Regions from separate parts of the Homo sapiens genome. Here all the other regions are linked to region 6. The links are chromatin loops, found by intact Hi-C in ENCODE. Cell type or tissue: PC-9. All regions are shown on one strand.

Region 1 (5,000 bases), 260 kb after region 6:
GAGCCCTGCACCCTGAGCAGGCTCTGACAGTTTGGAGAGGGACAGAACCAATCTCACCTGCATGTCAGACCCTGGACTCTATGAAGGTCCTTGCATATAGAGGGAGAAACAGGTTCCCAGTGGCTAAGTGACTCACATCACGACTAAAACAATATTAGCCTCTCTATGCAGCAGCTATGAATCAAGAGGCCCAGCAAAAGGCAAAAGTTAAATTTAACCCGTTTCAGCACCAGGGTGAATTTTCACCCCTCTGGTGTGTGAATCCCTATTTTTGTGACACAAGGAAACAGAAACAACTGATTACGCATTCCTGGCTGTCTCTGTCCAGCAAGCATTGCTCCTCCAAAAAGGGCCGCCAGAGCTCCTTTTCAATTACACAAATTCCATGCAGTTTTCCATTTGTGAAGCTCTGTTTTGAAGCCCAGTCTTGAGTAAGTTAAGAGATTTATCAAATCCCTTGGGCACCTGTAGACCCACCCATCCACCCCTTCACCATCTCTGGAAACAAGCTTAGCCTCCCTGTGTTGGGGTTGGGGTGGCTTGGGAGGTCCACAGAGTCTGGCTTATAATAAATGGGTCTAGGTTTCCTGAGAGTGAGAAGGAGGCAGGAATCCAGGCTCCCAGGCTACTCCCAGATCAAGATCCTGATCTTTGTTCTTATATCTTCCTTGCCTGGCTGCACAAGCCTGGGAGAAATCCACTCTCTTGGGCTCATCTACCATTCTGCCTCCCAGGTCCTCAGAGAAGTCCAAACTGTTGAGTACCCTCCAGTTCCAAGCCCCCCCAGCATGCCCCATCCACGTCCAGTTGCAGCCGTTGATCCAGCCCCAGTGTCTAGTAGTGAATGCTAGGGCAGTATTGTCTGGGTGTGAGCATCTTCCCCCACAAGGAGCCTGGGAAAATGCAGAGCGATTCTGTGGAGGTGGAGGCTGAGATTCTGCATGGTCCACCGCCCTCCCTGCCCTACAGTCAGGGCCACACTGTGAGAGGCTCCGCCATGCAGCATCTCAGGCCCCTCCGTCCACCTATCCTCTGCACTTAGCACATTTCAGTACTCAGTGAGGACCTACTGTGAGCCCAGACCCTGCGCCAGACACTGGGAACCAGGAGATGAAGGAAGGGGTGGGGAAGGGCTGCCCCCAAGAAGCTCACAATCTGATATGGAAGACTGGCATATAGAACAAATTATTTTTCACAACACTTATTATTTTTTTTAATAGAGGCAGGGTATCGCTTTTTCGCCCAGGCAGGAGTGCAGTGGCATGATCATAGCTCACTACAGCCTTGAATTCCTAGGCTTGAGCAATCCACCCACTTCAGCCTCTCAAGTTCCTGGGACCACAGGAGTGTGCCACCACACCCGGCTAAATTTTATAATTTTTTGTAGAGATGAGGTCTCACTATGTTCCCCAGGCTGGCCTCAAACCCCTGGCTTAAAGCCATCCTCCTGCCTTGGCCTCCCAAAGCACTGGAATTACAGGCATGAGCAACCATGCCCAGCCCATTTTTTAAATTTTATTTTTGTTAATTGAGGTAAAATATACATATAAAATTTACCATCTTTACCAATTTTAAGTGTACAATTCATTGACATGAAATTTATTTAATAAGAGAATACTGTACACAATATAGAAGGATGTAGAACAGTGTTTCTCAACCTTCGTTTCACTGTTAGTCTCCTAAGAAGTCTTTCTGGCTGTTTTTTCCTACTCTTGCCCCCTGGTGAAATTGTAATACCACAGGCATGCATAGATCTGTTTGTGTACTACATCTATATCTATGCTTTATACATTAAAAAAGTAAGATTTTTTTTGCCTCGCCACAAGAACCAATGTTTACTCCCTTGGAGAAGATATCACCCCCTATTGGGAATGCAGGGTGTAGCGGAGGAAGAAATAATTAATTTACTTTTTGAGCGGGGAATGGGCGGCACTGAAGGAAAGGGGGAAAAGAAGGAGATCAGGGAAGGCATCACAGAGGAAGTGGTATCCGGGGTTTTGAAGGATGAGCAGGAGTTCTGCAAAACAGGGCAGGGCCTCAGCATCAAGTGCCCCTTGCTGGGCAACTGGAGTTCCTGCCTTCCTCCAGACATTAGTCACTATAGTATCCAGTCTCCAAGCTAGCACCCAGTGAGCTTACCTCCCACTACACCTTGGTACTATTCCTCTCTAAATAAGAGCTAATTTGTGTGATCCACAGATTTCAGCAGAACTTATAGTATGCAATTTCCAAAGCTAAGTCCCAAAAGACTTTGTCACCTCTGCCTTGGTCTTTTCGTGACTCACTTTGGGGGATGCCAGCTGCCTTGTCATGAGGACACTCAGGCAGCCCTATGGAGACCTCCACATGGAGAGGAGCCACACTGGAAGCAGATCCTTCGGCCCTAATCAAGCCTTCAGATGATGCCAGCCCCCAGCCTTCAAATCCTCCAGCTGGGCCCCAAACACCATGGAGCAAACACAAGCCATTCAGTGTGTCTGAATTCCTGAACCAGAGAAATAATGAAATAATACATAATATTGCTGTTTTAAGACACTAAATTTGGGGGGATTTGTTACCCAGTGGTAAATAACTAACACAGTCCCCATCTTGTAACCCAGTTCTATGTCTTATCATCTCCTCTAGGTTGGAGGGCTGTCCTGCTCATGGAGAGGCCAGGTAGCTGTGGTCTGCAAGCTGGGAGTTTCCAACGTTGTGCTTGTTCCTGCAGCTCCTCAGGGAATTCTGAGGGACAGGTGGTTCCAAGTGACACTGAGAATCAGTGGAATCAGCTGGATTCCTCTCTGGGCAGGGGATTTCCCTGGGACCTCAGCCTCTCATGCCTGGACAAAGCGTCCATCTTCAGATCCTTCCATCCCTTCCCACCTCCCTCCATCCCTCTGATCATTGAGCAGATTTCTAATGAAGACTGTGAAATGATAGGCACAGGGAAAAAGAAAAGTCCAGGTTCTGTCCTTAAGAAGCTCACAGCCCAGCTGGAGAGACAAACATTTATAAACACCACCACCCCCCCCCAAATCTGCAAAACCCTAAGAGAGAGACAGGCAGAGTGGAGTGGGACACTGGGCTGTGCACAAGCTCTGCTAGAATTAAACAAGGGGAAGTGATAGGCTTTCTAGGGCCCTACTTTAGCAGCCCCCTAGGAGCAGGCAGGAAAGGCTTCCTGAAGGAGGCAGCATTTAAGCTGGGTCTTAAAGAATGGGCAGCACTTGATACACTGGGTATAGGAAGAATGGGATGTTTTGGGTGGTAGGAACAGTGTAAGAAAAGGTGGGAATGCAAGAAAGACCAGGAATGACAAGTAATCAGGGGACTCAACTTGGGGAGTGGGAGGAGACAGGGCAGGACTAACCACAAAGAACACTTAGTTAGCACTAACTGTGTGCCAGACACAGCTCTAATCCTTTTTCAGTCTTTCCATCCACACAACAAACCAATGAAAGCAGTCCTATTACTACCTTGATTATGCAGATGATGAAACTGAGGCTCAGGGAGGCAGCACATGGCTCTAACTAATAGAGAATGTGCTCCTCAATGTTCAGGAAAGCAAGCTCAAGCCCAGAGAATCTAAGTGACTGGTCCAAGGTCTCCACAGCTGTCCTGGGCACCCTGAGGGCATGAGGCCAGGCTCCCACGGCACACTGAGCCATGCTGGCTTTCAGGTGTGTGGTTAGGTTTGTGGTTAGGTTTGCACCAGAGCACATGGCTGCTTTTCTGGTCTCCTCTTCCTGTTGCATCCACCCACAATCAGTGTGGCCTGCTCCGGCCACAAGGAATGACTCAGCACTCCCCAAGCCCACATACTTTCCCACCTCCCGCTTTTGCACGCCCAGTTTCCTCTGCAGCGGCGCTCTCCCCCATGTCTCCAGCTGTCCAACGCCCTCTCCTCCTTCAGCAGCCAGCTTCATGCACCTACCATAGCACCTGCCCTGGGGCTTCCTTGACCCGGGGCTAAGTGAGGGGCCCTCGCCCGGGCCCCACCTCTCTTTCATCACACCTGCCATAGCTTGTGCCCACCACCCCTCGTGGCTGCAAGCTTGGGCTCCACCCCAGCACCCCATGCATGCAGCACCAGACACAGAGGAAGTCCTCAGCCAGTGCAAGTGGAATGAAACAGATCCTCTATGTGGTCAGGCTCCTGCTCACCCTGTCACTCACTCTCTTCACCCTGGCTCCCCACCCATCATGCTCCAGCCCCATTTCCCTGTTTTCTGTTCCACGAATACACCAGGTCCTTTCCTATCACAAGCTGCCTTCCTCCGTTTACTATTCCATTCACTGACATGGAATGCGCTTCACCCAGTGGTCTCCTTCTCACCCTTTGGGTCTCAGCTTGAATGTCACCTCCTCCAAGAGACCTTTTCTGACTACCCCAAGGCAGTCACTATATATCTCATCACCCTGTTTCCTTCTGTCATCGCCAAGTTTCCTTACTACAGTCTTATCTTAAGGGCCAGACTGCTTGAGTTAAAATCCTGGCCCTACTACTTACTAGCTGTGAGTCCTTGTGCAAGTTAGATAGCTTTTCTGTGCCTCAGTTCCATTATCTATAAAATGGGGATAAGGTACCTAAAGCATAGAGTGGATTTAAAAATTAAAAGAGTTCACGCAGAAAAATACTAAGAACAGTGTCTAGCACATGGCAGACCCTCCATATACAACCTTAATAATATTATTATTTAATTACTTACTTGCTTCTTGCCTGTCTTCCTCCTAGAATGTAAGCTCCAGAATAATGTGAACCATACCTATCCTGTTCAGCATTGTATCCCCAGTGTGCCTACCAAAATCCAGGCACAGAGTAAGTTGCCTAAAATATTTGTTGGATGGATGGATGGATGGATGGATGGATGGATGGATGGATGGATGGATAGGTGAATGGGTGGGTGGATGTATGGATGGATGGATGTATGGGTGGATGGATGGATGGATGGACAGACGGATGGAAAGATGGATGGATAGGTGGATGGATGGATGGACAGATGGATGGATGGATAGGT
Region 2 (5,000 bases), 530 kb after region 6:
GATGGCAGGAGATTGGAGTCCCCTGGCACACGGTGTCATTAGCACTGCCTTCCTTCCTCATTGTCCAGTCCCTTTTAGTCTTTTCCATTTCCCTTGCACCCCCATGAGCTGCAGGCACCGACATGGAAACAGCTCTTACAAATGCATTCAGAGATGAAAGGGCTTTAAATGAGTAAGCCAAATAGCCCAAGTGTAAGGATGTTAGCCAAAGTGTTAGATCCAGATATAAGCCACCCCACCTCTCTAAGCCTTGTTTTTCCCAGCTTTAAAATAGGTACAATAGGCCAGGCACAGTGGCTGACGCCTGTAATCCCAGCACTTTGGGAGGCCAAGGCAGGTGGATCATCCGAAGCCAGGAGTTCGAGACCAGCCTGGCCAATATGGCAAAACCCCATCTCTACTTAAAAAAAAAAATAGCCAGGTGTGGTGGCATGCCCCTGTAGTCCCATCTACTTGGGAGGCTGAAGCAGGAGAATCACTTGAACCGGAAGGCGGAGGTTGCAGTCAGCCGAAATCATGCCACTGCACTGTAGCCTGGGAGACAGAGCGAGACTCCGTCTCAAAAAAAAAAAAAAAAAAAGGTGCAATAATAGCAGACTTACTTTACTGAGGATTAGATGCATAGCCAGAAATATTCTTTGGAAACTATAAAGCTCGATAGAGATTAGTTGTTGCTTGTGGTATTATAACCAAGAAAACACCTCTGATAGAGTAGTCTCCCTGGATAGTCACAGTTGATTTGAAACTGAGGGTTACCTCAGACCTGAGGGTGCTGGCCCCACCACACTTGCAGTCAGCTTGCATCAGGACTTGTAAATCGATCATATCCTTTGACTCACTAAAAAGCATGTGAGGGAATAAATCCAAAGAAAATCATTTGAAAGAAAAAAATTCATTGTTTTTTATCTCCCTGGGCAGCTTTCACTCCCAATATACTGCTTATAAATGGGTTTATTCTAAAGATGATTAAAAGCTGGAATATGTTTTCCTGCAGAAAAATGTTGTCACTAGCAATGACATTTGCAGGCTGCCCAGAAAAGCCACACACCATGGTGTTACCTATTGAATACAGGAAAATAAGAAGGAAAAATACTTCTGCACACCCCAGACGTCTCTGATCTTCTTGAATGTCCTCCTCTTCCCATCTTTCTCCCAACCAGAAGCCATTGTAAGCCCTCAAGGAATGGTAGTGGACACTAGAAACAATAAAATCAGTTTGACATATCAAAAATTTTATCTTAAATTTCAGTGACCATTTAAGGAAAAGGAAGTTTGTTCAGGAGGCTGGGAAGAAGGATACTGAATTGGATTTTTTACCTTTCTTCAGGACGCTTAATACTTTGATTCATATGTGAAAAGGATACAGCTTGATTTATTATATTTCATCAGTCATGCCCTAAATATATATATATAAAACAAATATATATTGAACAGAAACATATGTGAATTCTGAAGGAAATGTCCCCACTTATATTCACTAGACCATAATAGAAAGCTTAGTTCTTAGGGCTGGATCTTTTTTTTTTTTTTTTTTTTTTGAGACGGAGCCTTGCTCCACCAAGGCTGGAGTGCAGGGGTGCAATCTCAGCTCACTGCAACCTCTGCCTCCTGGGTTCAAGCGATTCTCCTGTCTCAGTCTCCTGAGTAGCTGGGACTACAGGCGCCCGCCACCACGCCCAGCTAATTTTTTGTATTTTTAGTAGAGATGGAGTTTTGCCATGTTGGCCAGGCTGGTCTTGAGCTCTTTGGCCTCAAGTGATCCACCTGCCTCAGCCTCTCAAAGTGCTGCGATTACAGGCGTGAGCTACTGTGCCCAGCCTTGTATTTTCTTATGTAGGCCTAAAAACCTCTGAAATGTCATTTCTTGGATTCTACAAAACATGAGTTTGGATTTTTTTGAATGAAAAAAGTTCCATTTAGTGAACAGCACATCACAAAGGTTTTTCACTGATGTTGTTATTCACTCTGCCTGTTTGCTGCTCAGCCATGATTAAGTTCGTTGCATACAGCTTATAACAGAGAGGCAGAGGGAAAAGATAAACACCAGGCCTGAGAGAGAGACTTGCTGAGATAATTGAGCAAGGGCTGGCAGAAAGGAGAGAAGCAGGAGGTCATTAAAGAAGACCATCGTCTTTGGGGTTTGGGAATTGGCACAAGGCATATAACCCACTGATTCTCTGATGTGTGACAGGTGAGTAGCTCAGGCCAAGTGACTGGCTTCCTCATCCATCTGGTCTGTGGCTGAGCTGGGACTACAGCCAAGTTTCCACACTCTGTTTAAATACCTAAGAGAAAGAGATCACCCTGCACGGAATGAGTTGACCTAAGAGGAGTGAAAGAGATAAACAAAGGATCTTTGTTCCTGATTTCCCTGAAGGAAGCCAAATGCAATAGGGAGATGTAGGGTATGACACATGCCCAGAGCAGCCAGCAGGTGGCACCATCGGTCCTGTGAGAGGCAAGCGGGACGCAGCCTGTACAAGCCTGGTGCTGTGTCCCCGGGACAGTCCTGAGTTGCTGCGTTACACGGAAGACACTTACCCCTCAATAAATATTTCTGAAATGGTAAAAATCAGACCCTGATCTCTTTAAAACATGTCTTTAGGAAAAAGAGACTTTTCTGATGACTTGCCTGTCATTCTGTTATCTTTTGTAGGATGGATCTTTATTTCACGAACAGTCCAAGAAATGTGTCCAGGCTGCGAGGAAGGAGTCGAGTGACAGTTTCGTTCCACTCTTACGAGACTGCACCAACTCGGATCATCAGAAATGGTTCTTCAAAGAGCGCATGTTATGAAGCCTCGTGTATCAAGGAGCCCATCGAAGGAGACTGTGGAGCCAGGACTCTGCCCAACAAAGACTTAGCTAAGCAGTGACCAGAACCCACCAAAAACTAGGCTGCATTGCTTTGAAGAGGCAATCATTTTGCCATTTGTGAAAGTTGTGTTGGATTTAGTAAAAATGTGAATAAGCTTTGTACTTATTTTGAGAACTTTTTAAATGTTCCAAAATACCCTATTTTCAAAGGGTAATCGTAAGATGTTAACCCTTGGTATTTAGAAAATTAAAACCTTATAATATTTTTCTATCAAGATGTATATTTTACAGTCGTGCCTTTTACTCTCATTAGCAAAAAAGATAAAGATTTTATTTTGGTATTTACAAGAATTCCCAGGTACGAAGATATCTGCATGGGTGGAAATCAGGTTCAAGCAACGTACTTTGCATTAACTGATAATACCTCAGCTGCGGGGTTAAAGTTTTCCCAGTATAGAGAGACTGTCACTAGGAACATTGTATTGATTTATTCAGGTCATTGAGATCTTCTAGATGTATTTTAAAAAGAATGCTTTTTGGTTATGTGTTGCTACCACAGTTAACACTCCATAATGTTCATGTCAGCCAAAGAGGACTAACCAAAGCTGAAATCTCAGAGAACAATTTGCTTTACTAAGCTGAGTCAACTTGAGAGCGAACTTCTAACAATGCCGCACTGTAGTGTGGCTGGTTCTACCACTATGACTTTAAAACATGTTTATATCATTTTTAATTTTTATGATACGGTAGTGTCAGGGAGAAATGTAATGTTCTATATGAAATTCCTTTTTCAAGTTTGTTCATTAATAACAGTTATTAATTTAAATCAGCGTTAGAGTTTGTGCTGCTGCAACTGCTGTGAAAATTTCTCTGAGTAATTCTGATTTGTGAATGATCCCAGACCAACCCTGAGATTTTGTCAACCTGATTAAGTCAATATGAATGATTAAAAAGATGTGAGAACACTGACTGCAGATCTTTTTGTACTGTAAACCAAAAATAAAATTCTAGGGCCGGGTGCGGTGGCTCACGCCTATACTCCTAGCACTTTGGGAGGGCAAGGAGGGCAGATCACTTGAGGTCAGGAGTTCGAGACCAGCCTGGTCAACATGGCGAAACCCCGTCTCTATTAAAAATACAAAAATTAGCTGGACGTGGTGGCATGCGCCTGTAATCCCAGCTACTCCGGAGGCTGAGGCAGAAGAGTCTCCTGAACCCAGGAGGCGGAGGTTGCAGTGAGCCAAGATCGCGCCACTCTACTCCAGCCTGGGCGACAGAGCCAGACTTTGCCTCAAAAAATAAAAAATAAAATTCTGGGGTCCCCCATCTGATTGAATGGACTCCTCTCTTGGCCAAGAAGATCCCAAAAAAACCTGAACCTAGTTCAGAACTGAAAAACTAGTTCAGGCCATGATGAGAAGGGAGCAGTATCCAGACAAGCCTCATTACCCTCTCCTCCCTTTGGAGTTTAAAGACAACTGACTGGCATTCACGTTAAAACAGATCTCTTAAGATGGACCAAACAGACTCTTTGTAGCAACACATACCAAATTCCAACCTGACTGGTATAACATCCTATGACCCTGAAGGAAATCCAAGTATTTTGCCACAAAATATATTTCTTTAACATATTCTGAAATGGCCCTGCAAAGCTGTCTCTTGCGGGGGAAATTTACATTCTGTAGAGAATCTCCTTCCCTAACTAGGTCTTTTCAGGAGAGTCTGACACTTTTTAAGGTCTGATAAGAGACCTTCACATCTATTTTCTCTGAAGCCTGCTACCTGGAGCTTCATCTACATAAGAACCTTGGCTTCCACCCACCATCCCCCCCACCCCACCCCACCCCACCCCACCCCTTACTTAGTTCAGCTGACTTGGACTCTTCAGGCAGAGCTTAACTCTTTCAACCAATTGCCAATCAGGAAATCTTCGCATTCGCGTGTGACCTGGAAGCCCCGCCCCCCGCCCCCTTCTTTAAGATGTCCCGCCTTTCCAGGCCAAACCAAGTTATGTCTGCCTGTAACTTCTGTTTCCCTAAGATGTGTAAAATCAAGCTGTAACCAACCACCTTGGGCACATATTCTCAGGACCTCCTGAGGTTGTGTCACAGGCCATGATCCTTAACCTTGGCAAAATAAACCTCTGAATGGATTGAGACCTGTCTCAGATAGTTTTTGGTTTA
Region 3 (5,000 bases), 390 kb after region 6:
CATTTACCTTTTTACCTTGACTGCCAGGAAGCTCAGAGCTAAAATATAATACTCAATGCAATAAATTTTAGCCCAGGTTCTTGGTATAGTAACTTCTATGCTTCTACATAGTTTCTGATGCTTTCTTTTATCTGTATTTTCAGTTGTCTTGCTTGTTCAAATCCTCATTGGAATATATAAACGAGTATTTGCTGAAGCCATTTGGTGTTACACCAGAGAAGCAGAGGTTCTGATAGACAGGTATTCTGTTAGGCTGTTTCATTTTTACCAACACATGGCATTGAGTGAGGTTTTGAAAATCTACCACTATTCTACTTACAGAAGAGAGTCAATCTGGTTGTAGGAGGCTCCTTTATTGAGACAGATTGTCCCCAGGGACCAGATTAACCCATTCCTTGCTAAATCTCCATCTCTCTGCAGATCATATGGATAAAGGTCCATACTGGTGCCCATAGTCACTGGCCATTGAGGCCACTGATTGACAGCAAATGTCAGCAAATCCAGCCAAAATCTGTTCACCACATCCACCCTGTGTTAAAGTCTACAAACAATGTGACACAGCCTGCAAATAATTAGGCAGTGTCCACAAAGACAGCCAATCTGAATAAACTAGACCCTAAACACTCTAACACTAGCCACAAACATTCTTTAGATCGCTCTAGATTTTGCTGCAAATTACCTAGACTGATCCTTCCTTCACTCTGGCTCAGGGAGAAAGCACCTCTACTTTAAAGATAAGGCCACTTGTGAATTCACAGGAAATAAAAATGAAGGAAGGGAGCTGGGCACGGTGGCTCATGCCTGTAATCCCAGCACTTTGGGAGGCAGAGGTGGGCAGATCACCTGAGGTCGGGAGTTCAAGACCAGCCCGACCAACATGGAGAAACCCCATCTCTACTAAAAATACAAAATTAGCTGGGCATGGTGGCACATGCCTGTAATCCCAGCTACACGGGAGGCTGAGGCAGGAGAATCACTTGACCCTGGGAGGTGGAGGTTGCGGTGAGCCAAGATCACGCCAATGCACTCCAGCCTGGGCAACAAGAGCAAAACTCTATCTCAAAAAAACAAAAACAAAACAAAACAAAAAAAACAAAAAAAAAAAAAAAAAGAAGGAGGAGGAGGAGGGGAGGCAGCAGGACACATTTATTTAGTGCTTACAGCATGCCAGAGCACTGGCCGCTGAGCCTGCCAGCTCAGGGCATCTTCTACCCTGGCCTGTTATCTTCCTTAAGCTGTGTGTCACCTGCAGAGTACACATAATATTCCCACCTAGGCTTAGAGAGATTAAATACCCAGCTCAAGGTCATCCAGGGTGGAAAGTAACCAGTTTCTCACTAAAACCCAGGCCCCACCTACCCCAAAGCCCTGGCTCTGGGCCCCTTCAAAAGGCTAGAGACACTTCTCTGTTTGCACGAAGCTAAAATTATCTTCTGTCTTCCTTCCCACTGTTTTCTAAATATTCCCACGAATTGAAGAGTCTTCTGACTGTCTCATCCTCTTGACTTTGGGTCCTTTCACTCAGAAAGTCATCAAGACACACTCGAAAAATAAAATGTAAAGGCTTCAACCCACACCCTGAAACGAAGCACCCATCTCTTTGCTGCCACAAACAGGCCAGTATGAAATCTCTTTCAGGGAAGCTTTCTAAAGGGAAGAAACTGATGATGAAAACATTATGCAGCTGACAATACTTGGTGATGATGCAAGCAGGGCTGCCCTATCTAAAAATGTGTTTGTCCCCAAAAGACCGGCTTTGCAGTGACCCCTCCAGAAGAATATGTGCAGTAGCAACAGAGAAACTGTCAAGAAGATATGCCTCCGTGTAACTGCATTGCTGTCTCCATTTATGTGTGCCAGACAAGTACCCCCACAGAACTTGAGATGCTCAGGCAAAGACGAGGGCGATAGGAATGTCATTCGGAAATGATTTCACACCGGGTTAGCCCTGCACAGCCAGCCAGCTTGCATCCTCTGGGGCAGAGGACGCCTCTCCGCCTGCAGCAGCCTGCGCGTACCGCTGCCAACTGCCACCGGTTCCTTCACCTTTTATTTACAGCGCAGAGCAAGCTGGTTCACCGGTGAAGCGGGGGAGGCAGGGAATAAGATACAATCTAGATTCTGCTCTTTCTCTGGGGACATAAAGAGGGTCCGACCAAGGAGGAGGGGAAGCCCAGATTGCACCACCAGAGCAGTAGCGCGACCCTCCTCCCAAAAGGGTTCTGCACCTGGACTCCAGCAGAAGCGCCCGGAGAGTCCCAGGAAGCCAGGATCAAGCCCAGCGCCTCGGCCCCGTTCCGCGCGATGGAAGAGGCGCCAACCGAGCGTACTGCACAGGAAATCACTGCCCCCTTCAGGCCGCGTCTCAGACGCTGCGGTCGGAGCACAGGGGCTCGCTCGGTCCGGAAAAACTCGCAAACCCGACCTTGCGCGGCCAGCGATCGCTCCTCCAGACCCGCTCCGCGCGCTCCAGCCCCGGCCTGGCGGTGAAGGTCCGCTCTGGGGCTTCAGGCAGAACCCAAACCGAGGGCGTGGGGAGGGGTCTTGGGATGGAAAGCCCTTGGCTCTCTGGCTCCGCTCCGGACTGCTCTCCAAGTCTGTGCTCCGGCTGCTAGGTCGGATGCTTCAAGCCTGAGCCGTGAGAAACTGCCTGCAGCCGCCCGGCCAACAGCAGCGGCGCGGCCGGACACCACTGCACGTCCGGGACGAGAACTGCCAGGGCACTTTCTGAGCAACTAACCCGAGGCAGGGGTCTCCTGAAATCGCTCTGGCCACAGGCAGCGCCGGGCACGTCCAGGCAGAAGCGCTGCAGAGCCGGTGGCCCCACACTTGCCCGCGCGGAGCGGGCTCAGAGCTGCTGGCGCGCACCAGGCGCCCAGCCACGCTGCACGCTCAAGCCCCTTGGGTTCCGGAGCCTTCCGGACCTCAAAGCGCGGCTCGGCTTCCCTGGGGGCCTGTGAGCAGGCCCGCGGCCCCTCCGGCCCTGGGTGGCCCAGTTTGCAGTCAATGCGCCTGTTCCTCCCACTCGGTACCTCGCAGCCCCATGAGCGGGACCTGGACAGGGACAATCAATGTAGGCCTTTGGGGGTCCAGCCCCCACCTTCTCCACTCCTTTTTCTCTGGTCAAAAGAGACCCCAGTCTTCTATCCCACCCCCACCCCTCCCCACACACACATACACACATAAGACCAGAGGAGGGGGTGCTTGGCAAATGTTACCAGCTGTGCCAGCCAAGCCCAGCAGGACCGCGGGGGTGAACACTGGGCACCAGCCCTCTCTGCCCTCGGCAGGCGCGGGCCGGTCAATCGGGGATCTGACCAAAGGCCGGAGGTTGCCTGTGTCCAAACCACCCACCCCAATGCCCCCCGAAGCCCCGACGGCAGGGGCAGCCGGACACTCACCTCCGTGTCATAGAGCCGCAGGTCGAGGAAGTAGGGGCGCAGGAGTGACTCGTTGCGGATCTGCTCGATGGCCAGTTCCACGGCGGGGAGCACACCGCGCCCGATGCTGCCCTTGGCCACCTCCTTGGTGAGCGGCATGAGGCCCATGATGGAGAGCGGCGGGCTGCTGGGCGGCGGCCGGGGGGCGCCCCGCGCCCAGCCCCAGGCCCCGGGCGCCAGAGGCAGCAGCAGCGGCAGCAGCAGTAGCAGTAGCAGGCGCGCGGGCGGCGGTGGCGGCGGCGGCGGCGGCCCGGGCTGCCCGGAGCTCCGCGGGGAAGCCATGCCGCGCCGCGGGCTGCGGGCGCCGGCTCACTCGGCCCGCATGGCCTGGCCCGGCCCGCCGCCCCGCGCCAAGGTCTTCCCGCGGCGCCCGCGCAATGGCGCCGGCCCGGGCCCCGGCTCCGTCTCGGGCTAGGGTTCCGGCTCGGCTCAGAACGGCCGCGGCGGCGGCGGCGGCAGCGGCGGCGCCCGTGACGGATCAATCACGCCGGGAAGGGGTGGGAGCGAGCGGAGTGCGGGAGGCGGGGAGCAAGCGAGCAAACGCGGAGAGGGGGGCCGGCGTCTCCGCGCGCGCCTCTCTCCAGCGCGGCCGCCCCGCACCGGGCCGCCTCCGCCCGCCCCCGTGCGCGCTCTGAACCGCTCTCCCGCCGGGAGCTGCTAGGCGGCAGCCCCTGGAGCTCGGCCGGGGGAGGGCGGACGGCAGGAAACGCGGGAGGCGAAGGCGAGGCTGCTCAGGGGCGGCTCGGGCCGCCTCCAGGGACGGGGACGAGCCGTGCGCGCCGGGGGAGGGGGAGGCGCTGGCGCTGCGGCGGCCGCGGGGAGGGCCACCTTCCCAGCACACGCACACACGCGCCCCCGGCCCTCCGCTGCGCCAGCTGCCGCTGCCCGCCGACCGCTGACCTCCAGGCACCAGAGCGCCCGGGGACAGCGATCTGGGAACCGGGACCGCGCGCTGGCACACGCAGTGGCCGCCGCCGCTCCGCCGAGCGCTGCCTGTAGCACCTGCACGGTGGTTTGGAACCGCTTCTCGGAGGTCTGGCCGGGAAGGTCTGGGCAGGAGAATGTTCCACGAAGGCGTCCCAGAGGCATCTGCAGCCTACGCTCTCCCGTTCTTTTCTGGCGCCCACGAGCCCCTGACCGAGTCCCGGGGGTCGCTGAAGACGCCCACGGGTGCTCGAACGCCCGTTGGTGCCAGGCTGCCCGGCCTTTAGGGCCTTGGCTGAGGACACCCCTTTCCTCCCCACCAGACGGAGCGACCGCCCTTTGCCAACCCCAAGCAAAGCTGGGGTCCCAACCTTACGTGCGCTACCGCCCCCTCCAGGCATTTGACCTCCCCGCGTCCCCATTCTTGATGGGCCCCGCCCTAGAAGTCTCCCGGGGTGGGAGCACTATCCTCAGGCCAGGGCGGGGCCGCGCGCCCCTGGACTTGGCCCTCTCTCTGCCAGGTCGCACTGGCCAATCTTAGCCAAAGCAGTCCCGAGCCAGATGTACCCGAGTGAGCTGACCTAAGACCTTGGGTTCCTTGTGCCTCTGCATACTTCAAGAATAGGAAACGTGATC
Region 4 (5,000 bases), 460 kb after region 6:
CTTGTGAGTGTACATTTACTGCGGTTGCCTGTGTGTATGATGCCCCAGTGGACTGCCAGCTCCATGGGGACTTGGTTCTCTGCTATATGCCTAGTACCCAGCTCTGGCCTCGGCACAAAGAAGGCACTCAGTAGATGTGATTAAAGGTTGCAGTGGGCTGAATTGCAGCCGCCAAAAAGATACACAGTGTCCTAATTCCCAGAACCTTTGACTGTTACCTTATGAGGCATGAGAATGAGGATGAGCTTATATGTGCTTACCTAAGATGTGCCCAAGTCAAGGATTTTGAGAGGAGGAGCTTATCCTGGATTATCCAGGTGGGCTCTAAATGCAATCACATGTATCTTTATAAGAGAAAAGGCAGAGGGAATTTTGACAAATGAGGAAGCAATGTGACCACGGAGGCCGAGACTGGAGTGATGCAGCCACAAGCCAAGCGAAGCCTAGAATCAAGAGAAGCTGTCAGAGGAAAGAAAGGATCTCCCCGGAGCCTCCCGAGGGAGCAGGGCCCTGCTGACACCTTGATTTCAGACTTTCTGCCTGCAGGACTGTGAGAGAATACATTTCTGTTGTTTTAAGCCATGCAGTTTGTGGTGACTTGTTACAGCAGCCATAGGACACCAAAACGAAGGTCCTCTTGTTGGTCCTCTACTGTGGGCACTCCTAAGGGAGAGACAGTGACAGATCCCAGGGCCCTGGCCCCCCACTGTGGGCACTCCTAAGGGAGGGACAGTGACACGATCCCCAGGGCCCAGAATGAGGCCCCTCTGCTGAGTAAGCGAAACAGAACACACTTGCAAAGGCCATAGCTCACGTTCTCTCTCCCTCTACCTGGGACGCTGCTGCCTGCACTCCACTGGGGAGAAAACTCTTCCACAGCCTGCAAATCCCAGCTCAGCTGTCGCCTCTTCCTGGAGGCCTCCCGAGTGCCCTACCACACACGGTCACCTCTCTGGCGCTCCCACACTCCTAACACTGCTCCCTGCCTCATGTTCTGTGCCTGTGTCTTTGCCACCCAGACCACCACCTCTTCTAGGGCAGAATGGGGCTGACTGGGCTACATGGCAGTGGGATTCAGTTAATGTTCACTGAGCAAATGAAGCAAGTCAAGTTGATGTTCTGTCCCTCTAGGGTTAAATTCTCAAGGAAACACAGCCATAGAAGAAGTCTCAGGGATGGGTTCTACAACTCCCCCGTTCCTACCTGATCGAGAATAGTGGACTAAATGCAAACCTGTCCTGCCTGTTTTGAGAGCATCTCCAGGCGCCAGGCTCTTGGTCTCCTGCAGGTGATCTCATACTATCATAGCCCTAGGAGGCAGCAGTGAGTGCTGGGGTCAGCCCCATCGTATAGAGATAGAGGCCACACGTTTCTCCAATCACCCAGCACATGGCGACAGGGTCAGTCCTGAATCCCTTCGTCTTGCCCATTTGCTGCATCTACCATCTAGATACAGGTTACACACAGATACCTTCCACACTGATGAGACTGTCAATTTCAGAAACAGACCAAGAGCCACCAAGTTAGAAATCACTACAGTCAAAAGGATAGAAGTCATACTCTTGGGCACAAGAAAACACCAGTAGCACACAGAGTTGCCGCTGAGTGTTTGCTCTTGATTATGGTTCACTCACACTTGGCTGGTGATCTTCAGCTATTACTCCCACTCCCTGGGTCCCAGTTTCCTCATCTACTAAAAGGAAGGTTGGATTAGATGGATCAGGTCTTCAAACTGTGCTCCTTGGAGATCTAGGGTTCCAGTGAGGGGACAGATGTTCCCTGCTACCTCAACATTTTAATCTATTTTCCATACTGAGTTGCTCTGTAGGGCTTCATTAGACAAAAGGATATCATCCATTCAAAAGAAAAAAAAAGTTGCAACCCCTCTGGATTCGTCGGTTTGAGGTCCCGCTGCCTGGAACACACCATGATCTCAGTGAGCAGTGAGTGATGTGTAAAAGTGTGTCAGAAGACAACTTACAGTGTCTGTGCCCCCGCCGCCCACGGGGTGGCCCCTGCTGGCTCTCTGGGGCAGCGCAGTCTTCATGGGGTCTGCCTTCCCGTTGTGACGCGTCCGGGACCGATCAGAGCTCCACAGCTCAAAACTGGAAGGGGGTAGGAATGGGGGGATGACTGCTTTCAGCTTGTCACTCGGGAGTCTGGTGAGGGGAGCTCCGTTTCGAAGCTGAAAAAGACAGGCTGAGGGTTAGACAAGCCCCCAGGAGGGCTCCCAACTCTGCAGGAAAGACTCCATGTTTTTCCTGCTTCTTGGGGCATGGCACCACCATCCACCCCTCCACCCAAGCCGGGAGCTATGTGGCATCTACAGCTCTCCTCCCAGTAACCGCACAACACCCATGTCTGCTCTGCGCCAACACCAGGCTTCTTCTGGATCTCTCCTCACAGCAGCAAGATCAGAATGGGGCAGAGGAGACAGAGCGCCAAGGAGAAGCAGATGATGTTGGTGTGCTGTGGGGGAGGCAGGGGAACTGGGAGAACACAGAGGAGGGGTGCCCCTGCTGCACAGTGAAGGCACCTTTGTGGGAACCGAGCTGAGAACGACAGTTTAAGCTGGGCCAGTGAGGACCAGGAGGTGCATTCCAGACTGAGTGAGGGGCCAGAATATGGAAAGGCCTGGAACCTAGAGGAGCAGGACATGGGTGCAGTGCTGCAAGGAGACCAGCATGAGCAGCCATTGGGAGTGAAGAAGGAAGCAGGAGGTGATAAGGGCTAGGGCTCAGCACCACTCTCTTCCCCAGCCCCCCACATCCCAGCTTGCTCCAGCCACGCCTCCTGCTGCTGACATTTAATTGTAATTTAATTTTTAATTTTGAAAATGTGATTTGGGGGTCAGTATAAAATCTACACAGTAATGACTGTTAGATCTTCAAGGAAGTGTTCACAGACCAAGCTCACCTTAATTAAGAAAAATAGTGAACTTTGTGCCAGATGGAGCTTTGCAGCAACGGGCATCCCACAGCTAAACTCGCCTCGGGAGCCGAGCAGGCGGGCATCTCCACACTGATGGCTGCACATGCCCATCAGCAGGGCAGCCGGGCCACCCCACCCATTATGGGGGGGCAGGCACACTGGCGCCCTCTACAGGGCATGAGCAGTTGGGGAAGTAGTACACCTCCGGGGTTCCCAGGCTGGCTCTGTCCTGCTTTTCTGAGTCTCTAAACAAGTGCTGTCCCCTCTTTCCCTCTAGACCACAACAAGCTCATCCAGCAAACGGGGTTGAGTTGGAAACTCACAGCGACAAATCCACCACCACAAAAGGGTATTTTCCCTCCCTGGGGTAACAGTCTAAATTGTTGCTATCTTTCTGGAAGCCAATGACATTCACAACCTTTGACCCAGGAATTCCATTTCTAGGTATTCATCCTGAGCAAATAATCAGGCAAGTGGGGGAAACGAAGGTATAAGGACATTCATCTGAGCTGTTAAAATAACAAAAAACTAGAAATCCCAGAGTCTGACAGTTCAGTCTTGGATAAAGAGACACGTTCCTACACTAGAATGTTCTAATGTAGCCATTAAATATGATGTGGCTACATGGTGTTTTATGACATGGAAAAGATGGTCACAACACATAAATCACAAATAAATTGGATTCAACACAATATGGGAAAGATACTAACAGTGCCAACCTCAGGAATATTAAATGAGCTGATACATGCAAAGTGCGATGAATAGTAGCTGGTACTTAGTAAAAGCTATGGTATTTGCTATTATTATATACAACATCATATCATATTTATACATGCTAAAAAACTGCTTACAAAAAATACTCAAAAGACATATCCATAAAAATGCCAACCATGGTTATAGTTGGGTGTGTGATCAGGGATGAATTTATTTTCCTTCTATATGTTTTACTGCTTCTTCCAAAATTTCTAAAATAGCATTTCTGTCTTCACACCAAAAATAATTATTGCTATTTAATAACATGATCAAACGTCAGGCAGCACAAGCCCCCACAGTCAGTGTTCGAGCCATCAATTTACACCTGTTGGGGTGGCAGGGAGCCGTGGGCAGATTGGGTCAGGACCCCTCGCTGGGCTCTAAAGTTCCTGACACTGCTGATGCCTTTTCTGGGAGCCCCCTCTGCTCCCTTGTCCTCAGCAATACTGCCCTCTGCTGGCTAGTATTAGGGTCTTAGCGCTAAAGGGACTCAAGTCCAACTTTAACCACTAAGCTCTCATGTCAGAGGAAACAAACGTGAAACCCAGAGAGGGGAGGTAACACATCCAAGTTCACACCACGGAGCTTATTCTGGGCCAGACACTATGCTAAGAACTTCCTGGGAGTGATCTTGTTTAAAAACCATAACCATGAGGGATCCCCGAAGTCAGAGACTGCAAACTGTCCCCCAGTATCTACTTTTCACATCTTAGAAATGACACCCCTAATGTTCATTTAGATGGGCACAGGACCACTTGGAACAAAGACTTCATTTCCCAGCTTCCCCACTGTGATTTAAGCAGAGTAGTTGCCAAAAACCCTTTTTTTTTTTTTTTTTAAAGACAGAATCTTGCTCTGTTGCCCAGGCTGGAGAGCAATGGCACGAGCTTGGTTCACTGCAACCTCCACCTCCCGGGTTCAAGCAATTCTCCTGCCTCAGCCTCCCGAGTATCTGGTATTACAGGCGCCCACCACCATGCCCAGCTAATTTTTGTATTTTTAGTAGAGATGAGGTTTCACCATGTTGGCCAGGCTGGTCTCAAACTCCTGACCTCACGTGATTCACCTGCCTCCGCCTCCCAAAGTGCTGGGATTACAGGCATGAGCTACTGTGCGTGGCCCCAAGAAACTTCCTTAAAGACAGCTGGCATGTGCCCATGGCTACCTCTTCTCCCCTCCTCTCTCCTGCTGGCTGGAATGAGGCCGTCATGGGCCAGAGCTCTGGCAGCCATCTTGAACCAAGAGGTGACCTGAGAAACAGAAACTACACATGGGGGACCAACAGGCAGAAAGGACTCAAGTCCCTAACTCCAATG
Region 5 (5,000 bases), 480 kb after region 6:
TGTCATTGTGTCCATTTCACAGATGAGGCAAAGGCTCAGAAGAGTCATGTGTTAAACCAGCTTCTAGAGCCCATGCAGGAGCTGCAGGTGGGAGAATCACCTCTAGGTGCTCTTCCCATGGAATCCTCACCTCCTGAGTGTCACTCACTCAGCTTCCAATGGGTGTGTGACCTTTGACCAGCTTTCTTCCCTCTCTGGGCCTCAGTTTCCCACCTGGACAAAGTAAGAGGTCTCTTGGCTTCAGGTAGTTCTTCCTAAACTTCTTTTTCCTTTTCATTTGAGCATCCTCTTCATTTTTGCCACCTCTCTGTCATTACAGGCTTTTAAAACATGTTTATTTCAGACTTGTTCTGATTGGATGGTGTATTTCTTTTTTTTTTTTTTTGGAGAGTGTATTTCTAATAAGCATTTACCAAATTTTCAGCATCTCTTGATTGATGGGGCTATTCTATATTCTTTCAATGGTAACAAACTTAACACTTTCAGGTCTTTTTAGCCAATGTGCCTGAAGCTACTTTCTTCAGTGCTTGACCTCTCAGAGCTAGATGTTTATATACACTGCAGCCCACCTACTGTTACTCCCTGGCTGTGAGTCCTGCCGTCGAAGTCAGGCCTTTTACATAGACAGAGGGTACCAAGGCTGTGTGTTGCGATCTTATTGCAAACCGTGCATTAAAGGTTTTGAAACGTGGTATGTCCTATGGCAGATTTGCTAAGGATTGTTTAGACAACTCTTTACATGCCAGAGAGATGGCAAGAAGTTAAAAAAAAAAAAAAAAAAAAGATGCACTGCTAGATGTTTTTTAAAAAACTAATTTTCATCAATTTTACATGAACTAGTGTTTGAGAAATGATCAGGGCAGAGGAGGTCAGGCACACTATTGTAGAACAAGGGCTGGCAAACTATAGCCCATGGCTCAAATATATCCCACTGCTTGTTTTTGTAGTTATAATTTATTGGAACCTAGCCATACCTGACTCATTTACATATTATATGCATAGCCACACCCATTCATTTACTCATTACATATGTAAGGCTGCTTTCACTCTAGCAGAAGTGACTACTGTAGTTTTAACAGAGACTGTATGGTCCATACAGTCTATTTGGCCTTTTACAGAAAAAGTTTGCCAAACCTTGTTGTAGAAGGGCCCCAGAACCACCTGCATCAGAATGATGTGCTTGGGGAGAGCAGCCTTGTTATAGAGGCTTCCAGGCTCTTGCCCAGGGCTACCAAATCACTCTGCAGAGAGTGGGCCCAGAACCTGCATGTCACAGGCAATCCCCCCGATACTTAAGCACACCACTTCCTCAGTCTCAGTGGTCTGCAGGGCTGGACTCTGAGTTCTGCGTGTCCTTCCAGTAGAGCAATCCTCAGCTTAAGCCACATAAACACAATTTGGGGTCCTCTGTGAAGCCACGGGGGGCATGCAGCCTGACCTGTTTTGGGCCTGACGGTGGTCAGCGGGTCCAGGTAGTCTACAAGGTCCCTGTGCTTGCAGTCCAGTGCAACCTCGAAGGCGGTCTTCTCCAGCACGCTGAGGTGGTCAGGGTTGGCGCCCTTCTCCACCAGCTGCTGGGCCACTCCAAGCCGCCCAGTGAGTGCGGCCAGCATCAGCGGGCTCCAGCCCACGGTCCGGGCTGCGTGGTTGGGGTCCGCGCCCCACTCCATCAGTAGACGCACCACGGCCTCGTGCCCGTGCTGGATGGCAGCCATCAGGGCTGTGATGTCCAAGGGCTCATCCCTGCTGCCGCCCAACCCCAGTTGCTCGCCTGAAGGGTGGTGATGGTCCACAAAGGCACCGGCTTCCAGGAGCAGCTTCACCACACCCAGGTGGCCGCCCCGAGAAGCCACAGTGAGCACACTGGCCCCCAGCCGGTTCTGGGCATTGACATCAGCCCCGTGATCCAACAGGAGGTGTGCCACACTCACATGCCCAAATCTGCCAGGAAGATGGAGAATTAGTGACACTGAACACACAGCACTCGGGGGCCAGCTTATGTCATCCTTAATTGGCATGAATTATTAGTCCTGACAGCTGCTCATGATAAGAGGTCTTATTCTGGCGCCAGGCACTGTGCCAGCCACATGGATGCAGATGCATCATCATGAAGGTGAGCAGCTGCCCTGCCTGGGTTCAAATCCAGCTCTCCCCACCACCAGCTGCATGACCTTTAGGAAGAACTTTGATTTCTTTGTGCCTTCATTTCCTGATCTGCAAAATGGGGATATAACTGTACCTACTTCAAGGGTTGTTGGGGATTAAATGAGTTACATGTAAAGCACCTGGCTCTGTGCCTGGCCACAGGAAACATCACATCAATGTTAGCGATTGTTAGGTATTATAATTGTTCATGTTACGTTATTCAACGTGCCAAGGGTTACCCGGCTGGTAAGGGGTGGCATCAGGGTCAGGACAGGTCTGTGTGAATGCCGCTGCCCTTGCTTTTTCTCTTACACCATGCTGCCTCCTACATTTCAGACAGTCGATTTTATTCTGCTTTATAGCCTGGGAATCTGTCTCTCTGCCTGTGCTCTAATTTCCCCACAGGCAGAGCCCATGTCTGATTCATTTCTACCCTCCCCATCCCCAAAAGCACACACCCCATGCCAAGAGGTGTGGCAAGGTTGTGGTCAGCAGATAGGCTGGGCATTGCGGCCTGGAGGCCTGCTGCCACCTGCTGGCAGGAATGTTTGTTGCAGGCGGCTGAGGACCCAGCCTAGGCCAGATCTTCCTCAATGAAGTCACTGCTGGGCCCCTGAAGAGAAAGATCTGCACCCACCAACTTCCTAGTACCAGGAGAAGGAAAACAGGTACCTCTTCCCAGCAAAATCTCTTCCTTCTTTTAACACCAGAGGGCAGAAAAGTTCTGTTTTGTGGTGTCTCTGGTGGGCTCGGAGCTGTGTATCTCCAAGCTGGAAGCGGCCCTGGACTAACAAGAAAACAATGACAAGACAGGGGCTGTCTACTCCAGGTTTTCGAGACCACAAAGCCACTGTCATGTCTGCATCTGTGAGGCAGCTTTCTGGGTTTCTCGATGCTCAGCCCTCCTTCCCGGGAGCCAGTTTTGCACCTCATCTAAACCCAAGACCTCCCTCCTCCTGGCGGCTGGCGGCCAGGCCAGGGCTGAACTCTGTCTGAGGCTCCGGCTGAATACCTTCTGGGATGTGAACCTGAACAGCATGGGGCTACTCAGCCACGAAGCAAGAGCCTGGTGACACAGCTCCATCAGCTGCAGGGGGCTGGGCCTCTTGACCTCCACTCCCAGAGTGGAAAAGGACAAGGCAAATTGAAACCAACTCAATGCAGAAAGCTGCACCCCAATGTCTCCCCGCCTCCAGTCTCGTTCCCTCCTGCCCATCCTCCATGCGACTCCCAAATGATATTCTCCAAACCCAAATCTGTCACTCCCCAGCTTCTGATTGCCGAAGACCTGACTGCTTTGCCAACCTCACTTCCTCCTGCTCCCAAACCACACCTTCCCGCCTTCCCCACACCTTCACCATCCTGACCCCACCAGAGGACTCTCCTGTCCTCATCTACTCAGCACACCCCCACCGTGTCCTGCTTCAGGAGTCATATCTCACCCACTCTGAGCAGCTTCCAGACCACCCCTCAACCAGGCTAGGTCAGTGCCCCTCTTCTGAGCACCTAATTCCACGGGCTCGCCTCTGGCTGCACGTGAGCCCTCTTTCCCTAATTGTCTCTCCTATTCAGTGGCAGGCTCTCCAAGGACAGGACAGGGTTCCACGCATATTGTTTCCCCAGCCCCTACCATAGTGGCTGATCCACATCGGAGCTCAGTAAATTTGGTCAAACAAGCCAAGTAAATGAATGCATAAATGGCATAACCACATAGGGGAAGGTCCAGAGGTGAGCAGTGGAAATCCCTGAAGAACTGGTGTATCCTCCACTGTAGTACATTTCTAAAAGATTACACTATTTAGTTATCAAGCATGAGATAAAATCTAGCATAATCCCTAACAGCAGATTACAAGGTGCGTCACATTTTTATCTCATTTGATCTTAATAAACCCCGAGATAAACTCACAGATTAGGAAACTGAAGATTACAGTGGAAAGCAATTAATCTAAAGCCTCTCAATTTGAACGTGATAGAGTCAAAAGTTGCACCTGGACTCAAAATCGAAGCTCCAGTATAACCAATTTTTAAGGAGGAAGAAAAGGGGTGAATTAGAGCAGAAATAGTGAAATTTGGAATGTTTTCTGAATTAGTGAGTAGCCCAAGAGAGCACTCAACTATGCTGAAAATATAAAAGGATCCAAGCAAGGCTGAGATAATGTTGTGGATGCTAAGTTTCTAATAGGTAACTGCCGGAGATGGGCATGCTAGGGGCTTTCTGAACAGGTGCTGTGATTACTGATGAATTTCAGCAATTAACACCTGTGTTTAAAGAGCTGGCACACATTTTCCCCTCTCAAAGCACTGGGCTGAGAGTCCAGCTCTGCCCCACTGGCAGGCAGGAAATGAAGGGTAGGGAAGGAAGGTAAACACTATGCAACCCTGTCCCTTGGAGAGAAGTCTCTGGCAAATTTGGCAAGCCGCTTCCAGGCACCAACACCAAGAGGGAAACTATCAGTTACAGGATTCATGGCTGGGAGCACAGGCTCTGGAGCCACCTCCCTAGGTGTGAATCTGACTCGCCACTTGGTAGCTATGTTACTTGAGCAAGTTATTTAACTTCTCTGTTCCTCAATTCCTCATTTATGAAATGAGGATGACAATAGTACCTCCTTCCTAAGGTTTTGTATGGATTGAATGACTTAATTCATTTAAAGCACTTAGCACAGTGCTTGACAGAAAGTCAGTGCTCAATAAAGGTTGTTTTTTGTTTTGTTTTGTTCTGGTTTTTTGAGATGGAGTCTCGCTCTGTCGCCAGGCTGGAGTGCAGTGGCGCGATCTCAGCTTACTGCAACCTCCGCCTCCCAGGTTCAAGCGATTCTCCTGCCTCAGCCTCCCGAGTAGCTGGGACTACAGGT
Region 6 (5,000 bases):
AAGTTGTCACTACTTCTAAGCTCTTTTAAAAATAAATCTGTCTGTCTGTCTGTCTAGATAAGATCCAACACTGCCGAGTTCTTGCTTGCCTTCCCCATTCCATATTTTCATCACTCTTCTCCAACAGTGGAATCCCTGCCTTCGAACAACATCAAAATATTTACTGATTTGTTCAGTCCTACATTAGACACTAAATAGTTGCAAAATTGATACATCCATACAACTGTCAAGCACAAACTTACTAAGTAAAGTTGAAGATTCCTTTGCAATCTGTTTGCCACTGGGAGTATATCACCAAATAACTGTGTTCAGGATGTTATATTCTGATGGAGTTGTGCTGTTGAGGCCCAGGGTAAAGCCACACTCCTGAGGGTAAGGCATGGGCATCCCCAGGGTCAATCACTAGGAAGAAGGTACTTTGATGGGACCCAGGGGTAGAAGGCAGGTCTTAGACGGGTAGCGTTTAGAAACTAGTTTTTTGGTCTTGCTCTCCAGGTGTGACCTTTGAAGCAGGCAATGGACCTGGGCTTCTGTGAGGTGGGGGAAAGATGGTGCTCCCACGTGAAAGCAGGAGGAGCTAGGAGGGGTGGGACCTGGGGGTTCAGGCCATTTTTTGACCAGATCATCCTGCTGTGTGTTCTCTCAGGCTTGATTTGCCTTTCGCTGTCCCAAGCCACAGAAAGCCTTAGCTCAACCTCTTTGGGTCCATGTGCATTGAGTCCACACTTGGGCTGGAGTGCTAGAGGGGATAATGTGGTTTCCTGAAGGCTCTGCAGTAAGAAACACCCCGGAGGGAGGTGATCTCCAGAAACTAAAGTCAGAGTGGCCAGGGGTAGAGATTTCCCCTCCACTGCTACCCACCCAGGAGCTGGGCTGCATTTTATTAAGGGCAATGGGGGTTTCCTGACATCCTTTCATTGTTTAATTAAGGTGACAGAACTGGCTTGGTCCCAAGGTCAACTGACTTAGTGGCAGAATCTGGGTTTCTCCAGTGTGTGACAATCAGGCCAACATCAGAATGCAGTAGCACGGACCCATTCCAGTTATGCATGAATGGCAAACCCATTAACGGTGATCCTGTCTTTTCCTCTACAATGAACAGCAGTAATTTATGATGGAATCTTAGATTCTCGGTGTGGAGAAAATTAGTTGTGTCATACAGCATTGCTCAATGGGATGAAGTGCTCTTCACAGGAAACTGACAAGGCTTGCCTGGCTTACACACTGCAGTGGCAGGGAGCCCCTCCCTCCTGCTCCCGGTGAGGTAGTACACAGTGCTTTCACGGAGCCACAGCCTTCTCCTCCTGGACCTCCACTCACCGGGGCTCATCTCTCCCCTGGGGTTCCCCAGAATAATTCCAAGCTCTCTCTTTGAGTCTGCACACCTTCCACAGGAGGGAAGATCTACAGAGAGGGGACACACCACTGTGCCTTCCTCCACCCAGGCCACCTTGTCAGTCAACCTGCTGGAGTTTACCACTGCTCTACAGATTTACCACTCCTACAGGCTTTGAATGGAGCTCAGTACTCCAGGCAGTGCTGAGCAAGTCAAGTGCTGAGCAAGTCAGCTTGACCTCTTTCTCTGGGTCTCCTTGGCTTTCTATATAATCTTCCACCAGTGATTCATGTGTTCCTTCAGGTTGGACCAAGACCCATCAGGTAGTTTTCACAGAACTGCTGCTAGCCCAGTCTTTCCCCCTGTGCTGCTGACATTCCAGCCTGGCTACCTTTACCTTTCTCTTAGCTGCTCCCCTTCCCCCGCAACCCCACCTTCACCGCTCTGACCTCTCGGAATCTTGAAATCTGAATTCTTATCTTTGGCCTTTCAGTTCCGCACCCATCTCAGCAGCCTTAAGCACAGTCCTGGCAGGAGGGTAGCAAACAAACACGATGGGTCCACTGAGAGTTCATGGAAGTCAGTGGTCCTGGGGTGGCCGAGCTGCTCCCACACCCACCTTCCCCATATTCAGGTGCTGATCCAGAAATAAACTGCAAAAATGTTCTGGTCACTAATGTCATCCTCATGCAGCCCCATCTCCCTGTCACAGGTCAGAGGTTACGGTGGCAGGGGTTGGGATAGTTTTGGGAGTGATGATGTTCCTGTTCCTGTGAGGCTGGCAATGGGCATCTGGAAGAAAATCAAGTGACTCCTGCACTGAACCACAAAGCAGACTGTACAAGCTGTAGGTGTTGTCTAATCCATCCAGATTCTACCTGGGCCTGGAGTTCGCAGTGGTCTGTGCAGCCACACATGGGGAGAGATGCACCTGAGCATGCAACCTGCAGGGGCAGGTGGGCTACCCACCCCCCAACCCCCAGTGCTTCCTTGTCATTGTCGTGCACCAAAGCAGCACCACTAGAGGGCACCAAAGAGCCACATGAAGGGTCCAGCCTGGTGGTGGTGGATTACCCTCTGCTGGGGACACAGAACTACCAACTACTATAGATCGGTGGGGCCGGAAACGGTGAAGCTGTCAGCAGCATCTTGTGCTACTCTGGAAGGCACCCACTGGCCTTACATGAGGCCAGATTTCCAAGCACCATGGGGGACTCCCCCACTTCTGGAGCAGCTGTTGGGGAAGTATTCAGGCTATACTTGGGCACTGCACTCGGCCTGTTCCCAGTGTGGACTGTCCACGCAGGCCAGGGCCAGCGAGCACAGGGCACTGACCCCTGCAGACATCAGGGTCAGGGCCTAAGCCCGGGCTTCGGCCTCTTCTCTTCTGTACAGGACAGCATTTGCATTGCCCTTAGAATGTTTTTCTTGCTCTGGATAGCTGGCCTGCAAAATTTTCAACTGGCTTTTTTTTTTTTCGAGACAGAGTTTCACTCTTGTTGCCCAGGCTGGAGTGCAATGGCGCAATCTCAGCTCACTGCAACCTCTGCCTCCTGGGTTCAAGCGATTCTCCTGCCTCAGGCTCCCGAATAGCTGGGATTACAGGCATGCGCCACCACGCCCAGCTAATTTTTGTATTTTTATTAGAGACGGGGTTTCTCCATGTTGGTCAGACTGGTCTCGAACTCCCAACCTCAGATGGTCTGCCTGCCTCAGCCTCCCAAAGTGCTGGGATTACAGACGTGAGCCGCTGCACCCGGCCACTTTTGTTATTTTTCTTCCTTACTTGTTGCTCTCTTTGGCAATTGCCTAAGAAATCATTCATTCATTCATTCATACAGTGAATAACTGTTAAGCACTACCATTTGCCAGATACTGTTCTGGGCATGCAGCAATAACCTGGATAGACAAGAGCCCTGTCCTCATGGCTCTCCCATTCCAGTAAGACCAGGACAGTTCCCATGAGAGGCAGCCTCAGAGAGAGAGGGCTGACTTCACCAGATAACATCAGCCATAAGGACACCAAGAGCTGCCTTATCATGAGTGACAATGATGTGCTCACTGCTGGGTTGGGAACTCTACACCCGTCATCTTGTTGAAGTCACAAAAATCCAACAAGGTGTTATACTTATTTCACAGATGAGGAAACAGAGTCACAGAGAGGTGAAGTAACTTGCCCAAGATCTCCAGCTAGTAAGTCTCGGGGCTGAGATTAAACCCAGGCGTGTGTGACTCTCAAACCAGCACTCCCTCCTCCTTCACCATGAGCCTTCCCTGATGTGCCCTCCTCTCACGTGCATCATTGTGTCAAATCGGAGGAGACAGTGGGTGTAACCGGCTCTATAAACTGCAAAGTGCTTATTTGAGGGAGGAAGAACTTAATCGTTAAATATTCAACAGTGGCTTCCCCTGAAGCCCCCAGAGCTTTAGGGTGAAGGCTGCGCTTTGGTGCTGCGAGCTGAACTCAGGCTGATAAAATGCTCTTTCCTGCCTGGCAGGGCACCGTGTCCAGCAGTGAGGCCACACCGGTTTGGGACGGCCAGAAGATGGAAGTGCTCACACCTGACTTCTGGTCAGGCTGCTGCTCAGCAGGAGGCACGCAGAAGCTGCCGGGGAAAGCCTCTCCCATCTGTGCGGCAAAAGGAGAGCAGCTGGCCCGAGAGTCCCTCTGCATAATGCAATTACTCACAATGTAGGTCAGTGCCCCCTGCAAATATCCCGCTCTGTCCGGCTGCACAAACTGACAGGCAGGGAGTTGGAGCATAAGTGGAGGTGTTGAGGCCTGAAAGGTCAAAAGCCTTGGTCCTGCTACAGACTTGCTGGGTGATCTTGGGCAAATCCCTGCCCTTTTCTAGACCTCAGTTTCCCATTTGTGAAGGGAGCCCATGGGTTGATTTACAGTGTAGTTAATGGGAGTCTGAGTCATTGGGAGATGACTCTATCTGTCCTACATTTCATGACTGTATTTGTCCTACATTCATTCATTCGAAATCGACTCCATGAGGATTTGTCATGTGCCTGCTGTGTGTCATGCACCATGTTGGTGTGGGGGTACAGGATGAATGAGACCAACATGGCGCTTGCCTTCTTGGAGGGTACATTCCAGTGGAACGGGGGCTGCTCAACAAACACAGGCATTCAACAAACCACACAGTACAGTTATGAATACAAACAGTGATAAATATTCCTAAAGGAAACTACGGGCACTTGGAGGGGTGCTAATGAGGGAAGTTGTTTCAGATCAGGTAGCCTGGGATGGCTACTCTGCAGTGGTGACATTTAGTCTGAGACCCGGCAGATAAGAAATGCCAGCCATGTGAAAAGCTAGGGGAAGAGCACGCATGGCAGAAGGCATGGCAAGGGAAAAGAACCTGAAATGCAAAGACATCAGCATATTTGAGGAACCCTCATGTGGCCAGAGAGGCTGAAGTGTGATAAGCGAGAGGACAGCATGGCTTCTCACTCGATAATGTGAGCACAAAGTGCCTGGGGAGCTTGTTAAAATGCAGATTCAGGTGCGCGGTCCCGGGTGGGGCCTGGGATGCTGCATTTCTAAGCAGTTCCAGGGGAGGAGCTGATCCAGGGGCCACCCTTTGGGCAGCAAGGCCTTAAAGGATTTGAAACAGTAGGGTAATATTTGGTTCTCAGCTTAGAAGCAGTCTGG

Evidence for each region. Hi-C counts contacts between places; a loop is a spot of excess contacts. Peaks named below come from ENCODE experiments on the same cell type or tissue, not always from the same donor. Only the 100,000 strongest peaks of a DNase experiment are listed, where the experiment ranks them.
Region 1: it touches region 6 in a loop (4-fold over the local background); 5 of 110 quality-filtered maps call a loop at or near these places.
Region 2: it touches region 6 in a loop (13-fold over the local background); 4 of 110 quality-filtered maps call a loop at or near these places.
Region 3: a loop joins it to region 6, with 12 times the contacts of the local background. A loop is called at or near these places in 36 of 110 quality-filtered maps.
Region 4: a loop joins it to region 6, with 7 times the contacts of the local background. A loop is called at or near these places in 92 of 110 quality-filtered maps.
Region 5: a loop joins it to region 6, with 9 times the contacts of the local background. A loop is called at or near these places in 38 of 110 quality-filtered maps.

The regions. Positions count from the first base shown.
Region 1 is chr9:98,572,082-98,577,081 of GRCh38, forward strand. The region is part of intron 2 of GABBR2 (gamma-aminobutyric acid type B receptor subunit 2); the gene reads right to left. Among named protein-coding and RNA genes, the nearest start is that of GABBR2, 130 kb to the right of the region's middle. RefSeq lists an enhancer at 3,795-3,854. In PC-9, CTCF peaks have their summits at 1,881 and 2,087; a DNase peak (open chromatin) is centred at 3,700; H3K27ac peaks cover 1,935 bases.
Region 2 is chr9:98,846,296-98,851,295 of GRCh38, forward strand. GALNT12 (polypeptide N-acetylgalactosaminyltransferase 12) reads left to right here. Exons shown (of 10, transcript NM_024642.5): 10 at 2,657-3,786. The coding sequence ends at 2,797. Among named protein-coding and RNA genes, the nearest start is that of GALNT12, 41 kb to the left of the region's middle. RefSeq lists an enhancer at 2,352-2,646. In PC-9, CTCF peaks have their summits at 2,438 (motif pointing right) and 2,641; a DNase peak (open chromatin) is centred at 2,246; H3K27ac peaks cover 1,109 bases.
Region 3 is chr9:98,705,016-98,710,015 of GRCh38, forward strand. GABBR2 (gamma-aminobutyric acid type B receptor subunit 2) reads right to left here and starts at 3,920. Exons shown (of 19, transcript NM_005458.8): 1 at 3,402-3,920. The coding sequence starts at 3,722. RefSeq lists enhancers at 1,546-2,117, 2,689-3,259. In PC-9, CTCF peaks have their summits at 2,316 (motif pointing left) and 2,516; DNase peaks (open chromatin) are centred at 1,976 and 2,316; H3K4me3 peaks cover 2,986 bases; H3K27ac peaks cover 1,356 bases; H3K27me3 peaks cover 1,781 bases.
Region 4 is chr9:98,771,896-98,776,895 of GRCh38, forward strand. It overlaps ANKS6 (ankyrin repeat and sterile alpha motif domain containing 6), which reads right to left. Exons shown (of 15, transcript NM_173551.5): 9 at 1,982-2,185. Among named protein-coding and RNA genes, the nearest start is that of ANKS6, 22 kb to the right of the region's middle. In PC-9, CTCF peaks have their summits at 3,094 (motif pointing left), 3,295, 4,114 (motif pointing left) and 4,313; a DNase peak (open chromatin) is centred at 3,356; H3K27ac peaks cover 925 bases.
Region 5 is chr9:98,788,666-98,793,665 of GRCh38, forward strand. It overlaps ANKS6 (ankyrin repeat and sterile alpha motif domain containing 6), which reads right to left. Exons shown (of 15, transcript NM_173551.5): 2 at 1,439-1,941. Among named protein-coding and RNA genes, the nearest start is that of ANKS6, 5.4 kb to the right of the region's middle. RefSeq lists a silencer at 2,729-2,778. In PC-9, CTCF peaks have their summits at 2,689 (motif pointing left) and 2,892 (motif pointing right); DNase peaks (open chromatin) are centred at 2,616, 3,126 and 4,546; H3K4me3 peaks cover 360 bases; H3K27ac peaks cover 2,324 bases.
Region 6 is chr9:98,313,354-98,318,353 of GRCh38, forward strand. The region is part of intron 13 of GABBR2 (gamma-aminobutyric acid type B receptor subunit 2); the gene reads right to left. Among named protein-coding and RNA genes, the nearest start is that of TBC1D2, 60 kb to the left of the region's middle. In PC-9, CTCF peaks have their summits at 2,326 (motif pointing right) and 2,528; DNase peaks (open chromatin) are centred at 1,138 and 2,368.